2 separate regions of the Homo sapiens genome follow, and region 1 is linked to region 2. A link is a loop called in an ENCODE intact Hi-C map of the cell type or tissue named here. Cell type or tissue: OCI-LY7. All regions are shown on one strand. Links, peaks and the distances in the headings refer to the core of each region. The heading gives the core; the rest is flanking DNA.

The links. Peaks named below come from ENCODE experiments on the same cell type or tissue, not always from the same donor. Only the 100,000 strongest peaks of a DNase experiment are listed, where the experiment ranks them.
Region 1: it touches region 2 in a loop (7-fold over the local background); 32 of 110 quality-filtered maps call a loop at or near these places.

Annotation. Positions count from the first base shown.
Region 1 is chr5:177,314,204-177,322,467 of GRCh38, reverse strand. No RefSeq gene overlaps it. Among named protein-coding and RNA genes, the nearest start is that of MXD3, 6.4 kb to the right of the region's middle. RefSeq lists enhancers at 1,529-2,028, 2,029-2,530, 4,246-4,540 and a silencer at 4,246-4,540. In OCI-LY7, for the core only: CTCF peaks have their summits at 4,208 and 4,410 (motif pointing left); a DNase peak (open chromatin) is centred at 4,387.
Region 2 is chr5:177,385,674-177,393,995 of GRCh38, reverse strand. It overlaps SLC34A1 (solute carrier family 34 member 1), which reads right to left. Exons shown (of 13, transcript NM_003052.5): 2 at 8,146-8,301; 3 at 7,860-8,009; 4 at 7,647-7,775; 5 at 7,430-7,573; 6 at 6,123-6,234; 7 at 5,807-6,002; 8 at 5,624-5,719; 9 at 233-302. The coding sequence starts at 8,254. Among named protein-coding and RNA genes, the nearest start is that of SLC34A1, 5.4 kb to the right of the region's middle. RefSeq lists enhancers at 3,007-3,086, 4,337-4,386, 4,527-4,576, 1,808-4,621, 3,662-4,861 and 2 more. In OCI-LY7, for the core only: CTCF peaks have their summits at 3,128 and 3,327 (motif pointing left); DNase peaks (open chromatin) are centred at 3,285, 4,125, 4,695 and 6,415; H3K4me3 peaks cover 1,728 bases; H3K27ac peaks cover 3,105 bases.

The DNA.
Region 1 (8,264 bases), core at 265-8,264, 72 kb after region 2:
ACAGAGCGAGACTCTGTCTCAAAAAAAAAAAAAAAAAAAAAAAAAAAAAAAAAATATATATATATATATATATACACACACACACACACACACACACACACACATATATAAAAAACTGTATATAATTATATGTAATTAATATAACAACAAAAATTACATAGACAATTTTATATAATTTCTGTGTATATGAGATATATATTATGTGTGTATATGACTGAGGAAGCCAAGCTCATAGGCCTGTGGAGTGAAGTGTTTCCTCAGAGACCAGGCATGCTGTTGGAAACATGAGGGAAGAATAAGCAGTTAGAACCACCTGGAGACACGGATATGCAACTTTTTAGTTGACATAAAGGACTCAATATAGGGGTTGATAACAAAATGGATTCACCAAATTAGTTGAAGATCAACTAATTTGAAGATCAGATCAAAGATCAGAGGACCTTGGGAGGAAACACAGAGATGGAGATTTATAAAGAGATTTATAAAGAGGAGATTTTTAAAGAGAATGGGCCCGGCATGATGGCTCATGCCTGTAATCCCAGTACTTTGGGAGGCCGAGGCAGGCGGATCACGAAGTTGAGATCGAGACCATCTTGGCCAACATGTTGAAACCCCGTCTCTACTAAAAATACAAAAAAATTAGCTGGGTGTGGTGGCGTGTGCCTGTAGTCCCAGCTACTTGGGAGGCTGAAGCCGGAGAATGGCTTGAACCTGGGAGGCAGAGGTTGCAGTGAGCCGAGATCGTGCCACTGCACTCTAGCCTGGTGACAGAGCGAGACTCTGTCTGAAAAAAAAAAAAAAATTAAAAAAATACAAAATTAGACGGGCATGGTGGTGCGTGCCTGTAGTCCCAGCTACTCGGGAGGCTGAGGCAGGAGAATCACTTGAACCTGGGAGGCGGAGGTTGCAGTGAGCTGAGATCGTGCCACTGCACTCCAGCCTGGGCAACAGAGTAAGGCTCTGTCTCAAAAAAAAAAAAAAAAAAAAAAAAAAAGAAAAGAAAAAAAGGAATATGGAGAATATAAATGGAAATCAGCAACCAAAAGATAACTGAAAAAATCCTTTGTATCTGGAAACTAAAAACATACTACCAAATAACATTCGGACTTAAGAATAAATCATAATGAAAGCCCCACACTAAAAGAGGAAAGCTTCAGGACCTGGCTAAAGGAAGAGAGGTTTGTGGCTGGAACAAGAACATTTGCAGGGTGCCCGGATCCCTTGAAGAGGACACCCTGACACTGACCGTGGGAACAGCCTACGCTACACATGCAGGCGTTCAGGTGGAGTACTCTTCCCATACTCCAGAGAACAGGCTGAAACTTTTGACTCAGCAAAGGCCAGAAGGAAAAGGGGAAGTGGTTTATCAAGTGCCTGCTGGAGCATATAACATCCCAGACACTGAGCACTTGCATACAAGTGACCGACATGGCTGGCCCCACCGCTTGCCAGTGCTGCCTGGTCAGTGGGTTAGACTCATCCCATGACGCTAGCAGGGTAGTTGCTCTTGTTGTCTTTGGAAGGACCTTTTCTCTCCTTTTCTTTTTTGAGATGGAGTCTTGCTCTTGTTGCCTAGGCTTTAGTGCAATGGCACAGTCTTGGCTCATTGCAACCTCCGCCTCCTGGGTTCAAGCGATTCTCCTGCCTCAGCCTCCCGAGTAGCTGGGATTACAGGCATGTGCCACCACACCCGGCTAATTTTGTATTTTTAGTAGAGACGAGGTTTCTCCATGTTACTCAGGCTGGTATCAAACTCCCGACCTTAGGTGATCCACCTGCTTTGGCCTCCCAGAGTGCTGGGATTACAGGCGTGAGCCACCATGCCCGGCCATGGAAGGACTTTTTCAAGAAACCGATGTGGTCAGTTTTCCGTATACCTCCAGGTGTTCTGTTCTGGCGTCTGGGTGCTCCACCAGCACGGAGAAAGACGAGTGCCCTGTGGCCTGAGTCCCAGGCACTGAACACTCTAGCCTGGGCAGCAGCTCCGGGAGGACTCAGCTTCCCGAGCACCGCCCTCAGGTTGGGAATCCACAGCAGCACCCACAACACACCACACAGTGCACCAGCCATCAAGGGGGCGCACAAATGACCAGGGCTGCCTTCCAGGCAATGGCCACTGCCTGGTGGATCCAGTTAGTAAGCCAAGAGCAGTTTGAGGACATACCATCTCCATCTGGCATCAAACCACCCTGCTCACTGCGCCAGTTGTTGTAAGGACACCTTGGATTTGTTGTCCTTAGATATGATGTAACAGACACAGAAATGACTGCCATGGTGGGAAGAAGCTTATACTCACAGTTCCCTAGAAACAGGCGGCACCGCACACTAACACGGGCCACACGGGGAAGCACCAGTGTTGGTCGGGGGCAGAGGGAGGGAGGGGAACTGTGGGGCAAGAGCCTTTATTGTGGTTTGCTTAGGAAGGAACCTGAGAGGCAGAGTGAGCAGGTCTAGGATTGCCTAGCTTGAATAATTTCAATGGGTTTGGGGTAGGATGTCCCTAGTTGTCCAGTCTCTGGGGGATAGTGGTGCAGCGTGTAAGAGCCCAGTAAAGGAGGTGGTTGGAAGGTATGGGCTCTGGATTGGTTAGTATGAATATGAAAGGCACGGCACGCTTGCAGGTGAGTGAGTGAGTTACTATCTCTAGGAATTGGATGAGAGGATGGAGTATGATGAACCTTTGATTCCTGGAGGGCCATGAGTTCACTGTGGTATGGAAATGCAGCTGTGCTGTGATCAGTTAGTGGAGGCAAAAATTAATAATGAATTTTAGAAATGATGGATGCAACTCCCAAGGAGTTAGTTCACTGGACGTATAAGGAAATGCAAAGTAACTAGAAACAAGCTAAATATACCATCCTATTGTTCTCTGTAGCAACAATGAAGGCAAAAGATGGTGATAGGGCAGATCCTGAGATTGGGCCAAGCTTGGATTGTGGCTGGTCTGAGCTACAGCTATTCCCAGGGCCACTTTTGAGGGGGAAAATTATGCTGAAACAACAGTGAAGATGGTTAGAATGATTCACAAGAGAGTGGGGAAAACAAAGGGAAGAGTCAAGATACTCATCCCAGCAGGATGGAATCTTTAAAGGGTTCTTAATGAAATGGACTGAATAAAGTAGGCATTGATGGGGTCAAAACAAAGGTCATCTCCAACACCCTTGGAAGTCCTTGGGTGGACAGATGGGAGCTTCTGCTGGTCCCCCACTATTGAAGGGCCCTAAACAAATCTGATTTACTCACCTTAGTTTGGAAGATTTTAAAATGTTAGAGGGAGGCCGGCCTGTAATCCCAGCACTTTGGGAGGATCACCTGAGGTCAGGAGTTCGAGACCAGGCTGACCAACATGGTGAAACCCCATCTCTACCAAAAATACAAAAAAATGGTCAGGCGTGGGGGCACACGCCTGTAATCCCAGCACTTTGGGAGGCTGAGGCGGGCGGATCATGAGGTCAGGAGATCGAGATCATCCTGGCTAACACGGTGAAACCCTGTCTCTACTAAAAATACAAAAAGTTAGCCGGGTGTGGTGGCACGTGCCTGTAGTCCCAGTTACTTGGGAGGCTGAGGCAGGAGAACCGCTTGAACCCAGGAGGCAGAGGTTGCAGTGAGCTGAGATCACACCATTGCACTCCAGCCTGGGCAACAAGAGCAAAACTCTGTCTAAAAAGCAAACAAACAAACAAACAGACAAACTAGCCAGGCATGGTGGCGGGTGCCTGTAATCCCAGCTACTCAGGAGGCTGAGGCAGGAGAATCGCTTGAACCCAGGAGGCAGAGGTTGCAGTAAGCTGAGATCGCGCCATTGCGCTCCAGCCTGGGCGACAGAGTGAGACTCCGTCTCCAGGAAAAAAAAAAAAGGCCAGAGGGAAAGATGACAAGGAGAAAGCTGATAGGTAGTCACCTGGGGCAATTGTGCCACAATCTAATCAAGATAATGACTGACACCCACTGCGGACCCAAGGCCATGTGGACATGAGCCGGTGAAATGGTCAGGGGCTGCAGGAGAGACTTTACTGGGACACCTTTTTGTGGAACCCAAGCTCTGTGATTCCAAAATCTATTTGTGAAGTCCCAATGGGAGCGAGAGTTCGACTGGGAGAATATGGGAATGTGATACCTGATGGAATGGAAACGGTGAGGGTTGAGCAGGCTTTATGCAAAGCGACTGCAGCTCCTTTACCTGAATGTACTATGGGGGTGGATATTGGGTCTGGCTGAGGTGTTTCTCTTACCTAGCATGCTAAAGCGGAAGGCATGTGAATCTCCCCACCTGCCAATATTGATTGGATGTACTTGATGGAAACCAGTAAGATTGCCCAAGCCTGTGCAAGTTGTTCATTTGTTGTACCGTAGCCCCGCTGAGGAGCAGACTGGACCTGAGGGCAAAAGCCGGAGTGCCACCTAGTGGCAACCACTGGGATTTTGGACCAGGAAATTTCCATTTGACTAACTTGCTATTGGATTTAATTAAAGTCCAATTGCCCCTATGACTTAAGGACATAAAATAACCTTGAAACCTGAAATACTTATAATTTCTTGGGTGATGTTGGGGAAATACTCTGATAGGAGGGCAGTGCCCAGAAGGGTCCATCATCATTTGGAAATGATTTTTCTGGAAACATGCTATCTGGGGAATGCAAGAAGGCCGTCCCAAGTGGGTGCCTCTTCCCCCACAGGCAACTTCAGAGCCACCTAAGGAGTTTCACGGGCCACATGGGCAGTGAGTGCCCTATGAACAGCTCTCTATTGACCAACAAGAGCCGCCTGGTTTATGGATGACAGGCGGCTTTCAAGGTGACAGGACAGCTTCCTATCTGGAAGACCATCAAAGAAGGTAAAAACAAATCACCTCAGCAGGTTGAATTGACTGGTGTTTGTGCTACATCTCACGGGCAGTGGCCAACCTGCCCGCACAGTCAGCAGAAGGGCAATGGAAAACTGGCCTATTAGTGATCCCACTAATAGGTCCACATGGGCCTGTGGACATCATTATGGGAGTCGGAGGGGTACATTAAAGTAGGACGTTTGATGTTCATCAGAAGAACCCCATTCCAGGATCAGGGGGTGATTGGATTCAGTCAGTGGATATTCTGGTGTGCTCACTTAAGGAGGCCTCATGATATGAGGGACATACGGGGTTGCCACAGTGCAGGGATGGACTGAGTCTAGACATGTTCCCCTTGCACCCTCTGAGGCACAAAACACCAGTAACTGTTCTGTCTGTCAACGAGAGGCTTGATAGGCAAGTCACACTGAAGCCTGTAGCCCCAGGAAGTGTAAGTCGTGGCAGGAACAGTCACTCTGCACACTGGGCTCAGCTTCCCTGTGGTAGATGCAAATGCTCACAGCACAGTAAAAGGACTGGAACTCAGCTGAGCGCAGTGGCTCACGCCTGTAATCCCAGCATTTTAGGAGGCCGAGGTGGGCAGATCACCTGAGGTCAGGAGTGCGAGACCAGCCTGGCCAACATGGTGAAACCCTGTCTCTACTAAAAATATAAAAATTAGCCGGGCATGGTGGCAGGTGCCTGTAATCTCAGCTACTTGGGAGGCTGAGGCAAGGGAATCGCTTGAACCCAGGAGGTGGAGGTTGCAGTGAGCCGAGACCGCGCCATCCATTGCCCTCCAGCCTGGGGGACAAGAGCGAGACTTCATCTCAAAAAAAAAAAAAAAAAGGTACCAATTTGGACTCTGCCAGGTCACATTTCTTCAGACCAAGGAACACATTTTACAGCACATAGTGTCCAACAGTGGCGGAGACATCCTCCCCAGAGTGATGGTTTGATGAAGAATTGGAATAGGCAAGTGAAACATTTGTTGACTGAAATAGGAAAAGCCAGGCAAGGTGGCTCATGCCTGTAATCCTAGCACTTTGGGAGGCCGAGGCAGACGGATTGCTTGAGCTCAAGAGTTTGAGACCAGCCTGGGCAACAATGGCAAAATCCTGTCTCTACAAAAAATACAAAAAATTAGCTGGGCGTGGTGTTGCACACCTGTAATCCTAGCTACTCAGGAGGCTGAGGCAGGAGGATCACCTGAGCCTGCGAGGTCAAGGCTGTAGTGAGCTGTGTTCATACCACTGCACTCCAGCCTGGGCAACAAAGTAAGACCCTTCATATATTACCAAGTTGGGCAACATACATGAAATTGGGGTTAGAGTAGGGAAGTATGGGTAGAATAAGACAGGAAAAATATTTGAAGAGATAAGAACTGAAAACTTTTGCAGAAGCTCAAGACACCCCAGGCAAGGCAAGCACCAAGAAAACCACACCCAGGCGTGTCACAGCCAACAGTTGAAAACCAAAGGTGAAGAGAAAATATTAAAAGCAGATAGAGGATAACAATACATTATATCCAGTGGAAAAATAAGACTTTCAGCTGACTTAGAAAAAATGCAAATCAGGCCGGGTGCGGTGGCTCAAGCCAGTAATCCCAACACTTTGGGAGACTGAGGGGGGCAAATCACCTGAGGTCAGGAGTTCAAGACCAGCTTGGCCAACATGGTGAAACCCCATCTCTACAAAAAATAAAAAAATTAGGCATGGTGGCATGCAGCTGTGGTCCCAGCTACTTGGGAGGCTGAGGCGGGAGAATTGCTTGAGCCCAGCAGGTCAAGGCTGCAATGAGCCCTCATTGTGTCACTGCACTCCAGCTGGGTGACAGCAGAAGACCCCACCTCAAAAAAAAAAAAAAAAAAAATGGCCATACTACTGAGCCTACAGAGGCCTGTTTGCAGTGTTCCTCCCCGGATAGCAGGGGCTGCCAGGCACTTCTGAGACCTGTCTAGCCAGGGCTGGCCTCTTGGCTTAGCCCCTGTGACACCAAGCGAGGGACCGGCTGGCACCCAACTCCTGATCATTATGCTGCACTGCCACAACAGCTGGGGTTGGCGGGGGGGGGGGGTGCGTTCCAGAGGTGGCCTCTGTGTGGGGGTCTGCTGACTGCTTCTTCTGACATCCTATGGGCATGGAGACACAGGCCCACCAGCCCTTCCCTACCCCTTGCCTATGGCTTGGCCAAGCCCCTGTTCGGCATTGGTTTGCTCTGTCGCTGAGGTCGTAGTCTGCAGGAAGAGGCTGACCCTGAGAGATGCAGGGCCCACTGCTACTTGGGAGAATGCGCTGAAGGAGGGAGGCCTGGGAACCTCCTGGAGCAAGTGACATTGAGCAGAGATGGCAGAGGCAGGGAGGTGGGCAAGGCCATGGCATGTCCCCTGCCCAGCTCAAACTTTGTCCTGAAGGCCATGGGAGCGTGGGCCTTCAGCGGGGGCATGAGGCCTTCAGTGGGGGCGTGACCTGGTTAGCTCTGTGACTGGGGAGTGCTGCTCTCTGGGAGAGGGGAGGCTGCGGGCAGCCCAGGGAGGAGGCTGGGCAGGGTTCCAGGGTCGGAGCCAGGCTCCCGACTCCCCCGATGACTCTTCCTTGCAGGGGAGAAGGGGAAAGGGATCTGGGGAACGCAGGGCCATCTCCTCCTGCACCATGGAGTGTCCATGGAGTGGAGGAGGACGGTGAGCCCAGGATTGGCTCCCCTCTTCAAGGGGTCCTAACTGGGACAAAGGCCTGGGGCGGGGGGGTCTCCCTTCTCCCCTTCCACTCAGGGCACAGATGCAGACTCTGTCCTTGGAGCCCAGAGGACCATAGACCCGGGTAGAGTCTGCACTGCAAGTACAGGCAGCAGAACCCCAGTTACAGTGGGCTGGTGGAGGCAGGAGGTCACAGGGCGAAGCGCAGGACCCTGCGGACTCCAGGGCAGAGGATCTGGGCTGGTCACTGCTGGGGGGGCACTGCAGCTCCTCTGTCCAGTCCTGTGCCTAGAGGCCACTAGCTCTAGCATTTTCTCACAGGGGCCCAGGGGACATCCAAGGGCTTGGGGCAGGATCCCTGCTGGTCCAGGCTGGATCCCCCCATGCCCCGTCCCATCCTGTTCCTGGGGAGGTATTGTTCCTGTCTGGCCTGGCCGGTGGCCTTGACCCCAGCCCACATGCTGTCCCTGGCTCAAAACCGCTCTGCAGCTCCTAGGATGAAGTCCAAACTCCTTGACATGAGCCCTCCAGCCCCTCTGCAGCCCCACCCCGACTCCCACCACCTCCTGGCCATGTCTTCAGCTCACATATGCTTCCTTCTTTCCCTTTGCTGAAAATTCTCCTCCTTCAGAACCTCCCCACCCCTATCCCACCCAGACTGGAGGCCAGGCCACCTAGGGCCCAGACATCTGAGTAGGTTCGTGTCTGCACTGCATGGTGCTGACTTTAGTGAAATAAAA
Region 2 (8,322 bases), core at 38-8,037:
CACACCTGGCTCCCAGGTCCCCACCTTTGCCACCCAGTTGGGCTCTGATCCTAAGGCCCCATCTCAGGCTCCTTGAGCCTCAACACCGGAGCTTGACCCAGGCTCAGGAGCTGGGCTAGTTGACAGCCATGCTTCCTGGGGCTGGACACAATAGTGGCTGTGTGGGATTGCCCTGCCACTGCTAGGCTCTGCCCCTGCCATGCAGGACACCTCCCATGTTGCAGGCACTTACATTTCTCCATGGTGGCATTTCCAAGGGTCTGGCTGGAGTTGGCCTCTGCTCTGGACATGGAGGTGGGAGCCTAGATCAGGAGGAGGGTGACTTAGTGAATTAGGAAAACACAGCCTGAGGTTGGGGCTGAGATGGGAGTTAGGGAGAGATGGGGAAGATGGAGATGGGCCTCCTGCTCTGTGACCATGGATGGGTCTCTTGCCCTCTCTGAGCCTGTCTCTTCCACTGAGGACATGTGGATGAAAGTGCCTGCCACACAAGAATCTGGTCCTCTGTGTGTTCTGCCCTGTCACTCCACTGGCCCAGCTCTCCCTGGGGCCACATCCAGTGGCTTCCTGTCTTTCTTTTCCTCCCTCTCTCAGTGGCATTGGGTGCTGCTGAACATGTTCCTCTTTTTCTGAAAACTCCCCCTTCCTCATCTTTTATTACCCATCCCTTTCTCGGTGCCCCTTCCCCAGCATCCTGGCTCCTTCCTCTCCTCCAAGACACCCTTAGCTCAAGCTCCATTCTCCTCTAGATCAATTCCTTATCCTCAGGGGGTGTAAGGGGACAGAGGGCCCAGCCCACACGTCTCTTCTGCCCACCTACTGTCAGTGAGACAAAGGGGCTCCCCAGGGAGGCCCTACAATTCAGAAGGCCACAGGTCCGGGCCGGTAACCTAAGTGAGCAGCTCGGGCTGTGTGTGGAAGAGGTGGGGAGAGTTTCTGCTGGGCCTGTAGAGTCAGCAGTAGCTACTCAGCTCCTGATCACTGTCACCATCCAGGGACGCAGCCTAGTGTGGCTAAATTGCCCAATTTCTATGAGAAAAGCCACAACTCTGAAGTTCTAGATGAAATCTCCCAATCTGGGCCAGGTGCAGTGTGGCTCATGGCTGTAATCCCAGCACTTTGGGGGGCTGAGGTGAGAGGATTACTCGAGGCCAGGAGTGGGAGGCCATCTTGGGCAACATAGCAAGACCTTGTCTCCACAAAGAAAATTAGGGCATGGTGGTGTACACCTGTAGTCCTAGCTACTCAGGAGGTTGGAGCAGGAGGATCTCTTGAGCCCAGGTGGTCGAGGCTGGAGTGAGCTATGATCATGCCCCTGCACTCCAGCTTGAGTGACAGAGCAAGACCTTATCTCAAAAAATGAAAAACTCCCGAAAGCAACAAACTCCCAATCTGTAAATATTGGCGACCACTTTGAGTTATCTTTTACAATTCAATGAAGGTCAGCAGAAGCAGGCCAGTCTGGCCTGTGGACAACTCATTTGTAGCCTTGTTGGGTTAAGAAGTTATTTATTTATTTATTTATTTATTTTGAGACAGAGTTTTTGTTCTGTTGCCCAGTCTGGAGTCCAGTGGCACAATCTCGGCTCACTGCAACCTCCGCCTCCTGGGTTCAAGCGATTCTCCCGCTTCCACCTCCCGAGTAGCTAGGGTTACAGGCCCCTGCCACCACGCCCAGCTAATTTTTTGTATTTTTAGTAGAGATGGGGTTTCGCCATGTTGGCCAGGCTGATCTCGAACTCCTGACCTCAGGTGATTCACCCACCTCGGCCTCCCAAGGTGCTGGGATTACAGGTGTGAGCCACCATGCTGGCCAAGGTAAGAACTTTTATGGCGTCTGGTGTAACATCCGGGTTTATTTTAGCGGGATGTGCTCCCTTGAATGGGGCAATGTGCTCTTCTGTGCTCCCAGTTCGCCACATCAGGGCCTTGGGGACCCATCAAGACTGGGCCTGAATGGCAGGCCAAGAAGCCTGGAAAAAATAGGCTGCGATGGGCTAGATGAGAAAACCAGGCTGGGAAAGCAACGGTAACTGCTGCGAGGGTAAGGGAGAGAGAGAGCCAGGTGTTTGCTGTTAGGCAGATCTGAGTTCAAATCCTGCTTCTTATACCAACCACCCTGGGTAAGCCATGCCACCTCTCAGAGCCTGTTTTCTCTAACGCAGGATAATAGAGGAGCTGCTGTAAAGGTTACAGGGGGAATGTGTTTAAAGCGCTCATCACAGGGCTTGGCTCATCATGAGCCTTCGGTAAACTGTCTTCTGATATGGAGTGACCCTCTCCCTCGCTGGGCCCGTTCAGGATCACATGGTTGGGAGGCTGTGTGTGTGACTGACTTCCTAGGTCAGGACCAGTGGCCCCTGCAGATGAACCTGAGAACCCTAGCCCTGTTGGGGAGGAGCCTGCTGGACCTTCCTGGGAGTACCCAGCCTGGATGCTGAGGTAGCAGACAACCCCTTGAATGAGTAGGTGCCTGGTCAACGTGTGCCCCACTGACCTAACCTGGGCTGGGCCCAGTGGTCTCTGTGGGGAGGACTGTGGGACCCTGCGAAGGCTGGAGGAGAATGGGGAACTTTACTGGGGTCCCAACTTAGGGCTGGCAGAGGCAGCAGCAGGGCCAAGCCCTCTGGGTTTTTAGAACCTTGACCTTCTTGCCTGGGACTGTGTGGCCCTGGCTGGGAGCCCAGAGACCCTAAAGTACAAGAGAGGAAGGTAAAGCTGGCAGGAGGGACAAAGCCAGGCAGAGAGTGAACTGCCGGGAGGGAGCAGGCCCTGGGGCTTCCCTGTGGGGCAGAGGGAGAAGATGGAAACTCCAGCTTAGATAAAAGAGCTGGGAGGCCCAGGATCTGGGGGCATCTTCCCAAGATGTGCCCATCCCTGCCTGGGCCTGGGGTGGGGTAGGAGAGGCTGGAGGGGCCTGAAGCGGGTGGTGGGCTCTGTGGGAAGAACAGAATGGGCCTGTGGACAGCCCTGGGCCCATACCCCAGCTGAGCCGTTCCCAGCTGTGTGTCACCAGAGCAAACACTTAGCCTCTCTGGGCCTCAGTTTCCTCCTCTGCAGCATGAAGTCCATAATGCTACCCACCTTTTCCCAGGGGCTAGTTGGAAGCATTTTGGAAGAGGGAGTTGGGATTTAAGTGCCTATAGGGACACCCTAAATTAAAGAGGCCCCTTCTGGGGACTGAAGGAGGTGATTAAGCTCACAGGAGACTGTCAGGATGTGGGCCAGCGCAGCAGTTTCCCCCTCAGAGGAAGGGGAGCTCTAGGGCCTTTGTTCTTCTGGAAGCCGAGGGAGAGCACTGTGCCAGCAGCACCACCTGGTGGCGAAAAGGAGAACTTCTCCTTAGAGCAACACCCGCTATCTCTGGAGTCGTCTCCACGTGGCTATGGTCACCTGGTGGCCTTCAGGCCTGATGGGCAGCATGGGAAGCAGACATACATAGTAGAATGTCAGACCGGTGAGTGAGAGAGGCAACGAGATAGTCAGGATTCTACCAGGATTTGTATCCTACCTCAATTACATGGACTTGGGCAAGCCACTGCACTTCTCTGGGGCTCAGTGCTCCTCGTCTGTAAAATGGGGACGTGATAATCCCTGCCTCCCAGGTTGCAAGTCCTCAAAAGATGCTTGTTTAATCCAGGCAGGTATAGTTGACAGTCCACAGTGTGGCCACATAAGAAGGTGATTCCCAGGACGGTGTCAGGGTCCCGGGAGACTCAAGTGTCTGATCACTCAACTGCCGCTGCTGCTGCTTTCCCCATCTGGTAGGCCTTGGACTTGCCTCCTCTCCCTGGTGCATAGCTTCCCTGGAGACTGTTTCGGGCTGGTTCAGGTCCAGCATGGTGAAAGTTGGCGTCAATGGGAACAGGTTGGAAGGGAGCACGGGGAGACTCTGTGGCCCGTCTTTGGGCAGGAAGAGCCAGGACGCACTTCACACTTTGCAAGACCAAGCACATCCACTGCTGTGTGAGTCACACTCCTTCGGGGCGCTGTCCCAGAAAGGGGATGAAAGTGAGAGCTTGGGTCCCACCCACCAGCTACTCTCCAAGCCGAGGAAATGAGACCCTGCCCTGCAGAAAGCGTTTAAGGAAAGCATTTCCTGGTAGAGTGAGGAAGAGAAACCAGCTGGACAAGTGTCAGCTGCAGCCGTAGAGAAAGGCCCAAGGGCGGCCTCCCCAGAGTGAACCTGGGTGAGGATGACTTCAAGTGAGGACGTGGAGGCTGCTGGTTGAGATCTGCCGGAAGCTGCAGTAGGTGGCCGGCAGGGAGCTCAGGGGCAGTGAGGAACAGAGCTGTCTTCCATGGCTTGCTTTTTGCGAAGATCAAAGTGTGTGATTTCTCTCCCTTCCAGATTTTGCTATGAAGTAGAGAGGCTTGTGGTGAGTCAGAGAGCACTAAGAGTGCTCAGAGAGCTCGTGAGAAAGTGGTTGATGTATTAAAGAGGTCATGAAGTCAGCGTAAAAGCTGCCCGCAGGGGTTTTTTTTTATGTAAGGCTGCTTTGAACACTCAGAGGCTGAGCTGGAGCAACTTCAGATGCAAAGGAGCATCGCAGGGCGAGTCAGATGAGTGTTTTCTGTTCGCACCAGGGTAAAGGTCCAGTCACAAGAAGCAGCAAGGGGAAGGGGAAGGGGAAGGGGAAGGGGAAGGGCTTGTGCTGTGCTGTGCTGTGCTGTGGCTTGGATTTCCTCGTATCTCATTGTAAATGGAGTTATGTCTCACATGCAAGCATCAGGGAGAAGCAAATATGGTGCATTGTGGTTTGGATGAAGCATTTGCCTTTTCACAGCTGAGTAAGGAAGTGTGCTAATTGCCTGCTTCCTCATCAGCCTGGCATAATGGGTGGTCCATGAGCATCCACTTGATTCAAACAGATCTTCCCAGTATTAGAAGCAGCAGAAACAGTGCAGAAGGACAAGGGACTCCCGCCTGTGGCAGTCTCCAGGAGAAGGAACCCCCGATGCCAGCACAAGCGGCTGTTAACATCTCCAAGGAGTTCTCCACGCAGCTCACCTTCCTGTTACTTTCCTTGGTATCCTTATAGCACTCTGCCTCTTCCCCACGTTACCTGGGTCCCAAAACATGGCCCAGCTGAGTCACTAACCCCTCTAGGGTGCTCAGGCCCTGACATGGTAGGATAAGCTCTGGCACGTTTCTTAGCCTCTCTGAACCTGTGTCTCTACCTGTGAAACCCAAGGGTTGCGCTGGATCAGCGGTTCTCAAACTTGAGCACTGAGCACACCTAGAGGAACTGCTGAAGCATAGGCCATTGGCCCCGCTCCCAGGGGTTTCCAGATTCAGTAGGTCTAGGGAAGGGCAGGGTGATTTGCATCTCTAATAGGTTCCCACACGGCACACAAGATGCTGGCCTGGGACCACACTTCAAGAACCACTGGGCTAGATCAATTACATAACAACTTTAATTGATTGGTGATGTCTGCCTAAGGCGATGTGGGAAGTTGGGAGGAATTAGCAATGTTAACTGTAAGCACAGTAGAAGGGCCACATATTTGCCCTCTCCTGGCTAAATGATCTTCAAGGTCTATCTGGAGCATTTTGAACAGACAATGAAACCAAGAGTCTGAAGAGGGAGTCCTCTTACCTGGGGTTAGGCCTGGGACTCACCTGTAAGGAGTCTGGGTGGCACCAGATCTGGATGAGACTGTGGTTCCTCAGGGACTCATCACCAGTGGCAATGCTGGTTATCACAGACTCGTCCAGCTGTGGGCAAGATGTGGGCAGGGGGAGTGAAGGAGGCTGGGTCCCTTGTTACCCCCACCCTCACCCCATGCCAGGCCCTGCTGTCACCTGGATGATGAGCTTCGTGAAGGGCTCTGTGATGATCTTGAGCAGGTCAGGAGCATCACGGCCACCATGGATGTTGAAGGAGGCCACCACAAGTCGAGTGATGTGGTGCAGGTAGCCAGTGGCAGCCTCCAGGGGCAGCAGGACCAGCACTGACAGCCAGTTAAAGCAGTCATGCACCGTGGCCCCCGCGAAGGCCCTGGGCAGGGAGGCCACATTGCAAGGCAGGCTCGAGCCAGTGCACAGTCACGCCTGGGGTTCCTGGCATCTGGGGCTGTCCTCCCCCAGGCACGAGCCCCCAACCCCCAGCCCCCCTCACCGCCGGAAGTCAGTCCTGTCCCCCGCCTGCATCAGGGCCACGATGGTGTTGGTGACAGAGGTGCCGATGTTGGAGCCCATGATGATGGGGATGGCAGAGCTCACCTCCAGCACTGGTAGAAGAGAAGACGTCCTAATGAATTTGACGGTCACCCAGCTCCTGCACCACCACAACTCCTGTCAGGCCCCCCACCCACGTCCCAGTCCCCAGTGGCCGCTCCTGCCATGCTGCTGAGTCTGCCTAACGTTGGCGTCACAGGTGCATGTGGGCACGGGCTGTGCGTTTACAGGTGTGTGCATTCATCCATGCGAGTAGATGTACACGTGCTGCACATGGTGTATGGATGTGAACGTGTGTGCGTGTGAGGCCTTCGTTATGAGGGCTCGTGGGCTCATGTCCTATGTGCAAATAGAGATTTGTGCTTGTGTGTGCACACATGCCCCAGAGTGTGATGGTTAGTTTTTTTGTTTGTTTGTTTTGAGACAGAGTCTCGCTCTGTCGCCCAGGCTGGAGTGCAGTGGCATGATCTCGGCTCACTGCAAGCTCTGCCTCCTGGGTTCATGCCATTCTCCTGCCTCAGCCTCCTGAGTAGCTGGGACTGCAGACACCTGCCACCACGCCTGGCTAATGCTTTTTGGTTTTTGTTGTTTTTTTTTTTTGTATTTTTAGTAGAGACAGGGTTTCACCGTGTTAGCCAGGGTGGTCTCGATCTACTGACCTCGTGATCTGCCCCCCTCAGCCTCCCAAAGTGCTGGGATTACAGGCATGAGCCACTGCGCCCGGCCAGTGATGGTTAGTTTTATGTGTCAACTTAGCTAGGCTGTGGTACCCAGTTATTCAACCCAACACTAGCCTGGGTGTTCTGTAAGGTGTTTTGTAGATGCAATTCACGTCTACAGTCAGCTGACTTTAAGAAAAGGAGATTATCCTTGGTAACCTGGGTCAGCCTAATCCAATAGAATGAAAGGCCTCAAGCAGAACTGAGGCTTCCCTGAGAAAGGAGAAACGCTGCCCTGTCTGGACTGCAGTGTCGGCGCCCACCTGAGAGTTCCCGCCTGCCCTTCCAATGCCCTGGCCTACGGATTCCTGACTTGCCCAGACAAACTACCATCGGGGAAGCCAGTTCCTTGCCATAAATCATCTGGGTCACATACAGCTACAGTTGGGCTCCTCTCATGTCCCTGGCTGATACAGGAGTCAAGCTGAATGGAGGCCAGCCTTACTGGGGTCACGCTCCCCATTTGCCACCCTTCCCAGCTCCTGGGGTGCCCCTCCAAGCTCTTCCCCACCCTGGTGGGCCAACTCACAGCCAGAGGAGACCATGCTGACGATGATGGATGTGGAGGTGCTGGAGCTCTGCACCAGCACGGTCACCAGGATCCCCACCACCAGCCCGGCCACCGGGTTGGACAGGATGGCGTTATCCTTGAAGATGTCACCAGCCACCTTCCCTGGGGAGCATGAGCCAGCGTTGTCCAAGGCCCTTCAGGAACCCCTCCCAGGTCTCCTCCACCCGGGCCCTACCTCCAGCCAGCTGGAAGGCCGAGCTGAGCATGTCCAGGGAGCAGACGAAGAGGTAGAGGAAGGTGAGCATCAGTGGCACCTTGAGCAGCATGGCGCCAGCCTGGCGCAGCTTGGGGACCAGCCTGGACTCTGGATGGGGGAAGCCATGAGCATAGTGGGCAGAGGCCAGGGCAGGGACTGCTGCCGCCTCTGCCACCCCCAGCCCAGGCCCACCTGGCTTCTGCTCCTCCTCCAGGGCCAGCTTGGCAGGCAGTGGTTCATGGCGCTCCAGGACCTCCCCACAGGGGCAGGTGTGCTCAGCAAGGGCCACAGGGCCCAGGCTGGGGAAGGCATAGGCAGAGGTCCCCGGGATCCTGTGTAGGACTAGGGAGGGAGCCTGGTCAGGAGCCCCAGGGCCCCAAAGTGGGGAGGCGGGGAGGAACAGGCGGGGGAAGTGGCCTCATCCGGGATGTGGGCAACCGTGGGCAACCAGGGTCCAGGGTGTGGGAGCAGCACTTACCCTGAGGGCTGGGCACGTAGGCAAAGGCCGTCCCTCGCATCACATGCCCCCCACGGACTGGGAGTGGGGAGACAGCAGGGGACCCCAGCCTCTCTCCGTAGGACAACATCCTGGGCACCCACTATGAGGTCTGCAGGTCAGTGGGTCTCAGCAACGCTGAATGACAATAGCTGTGTC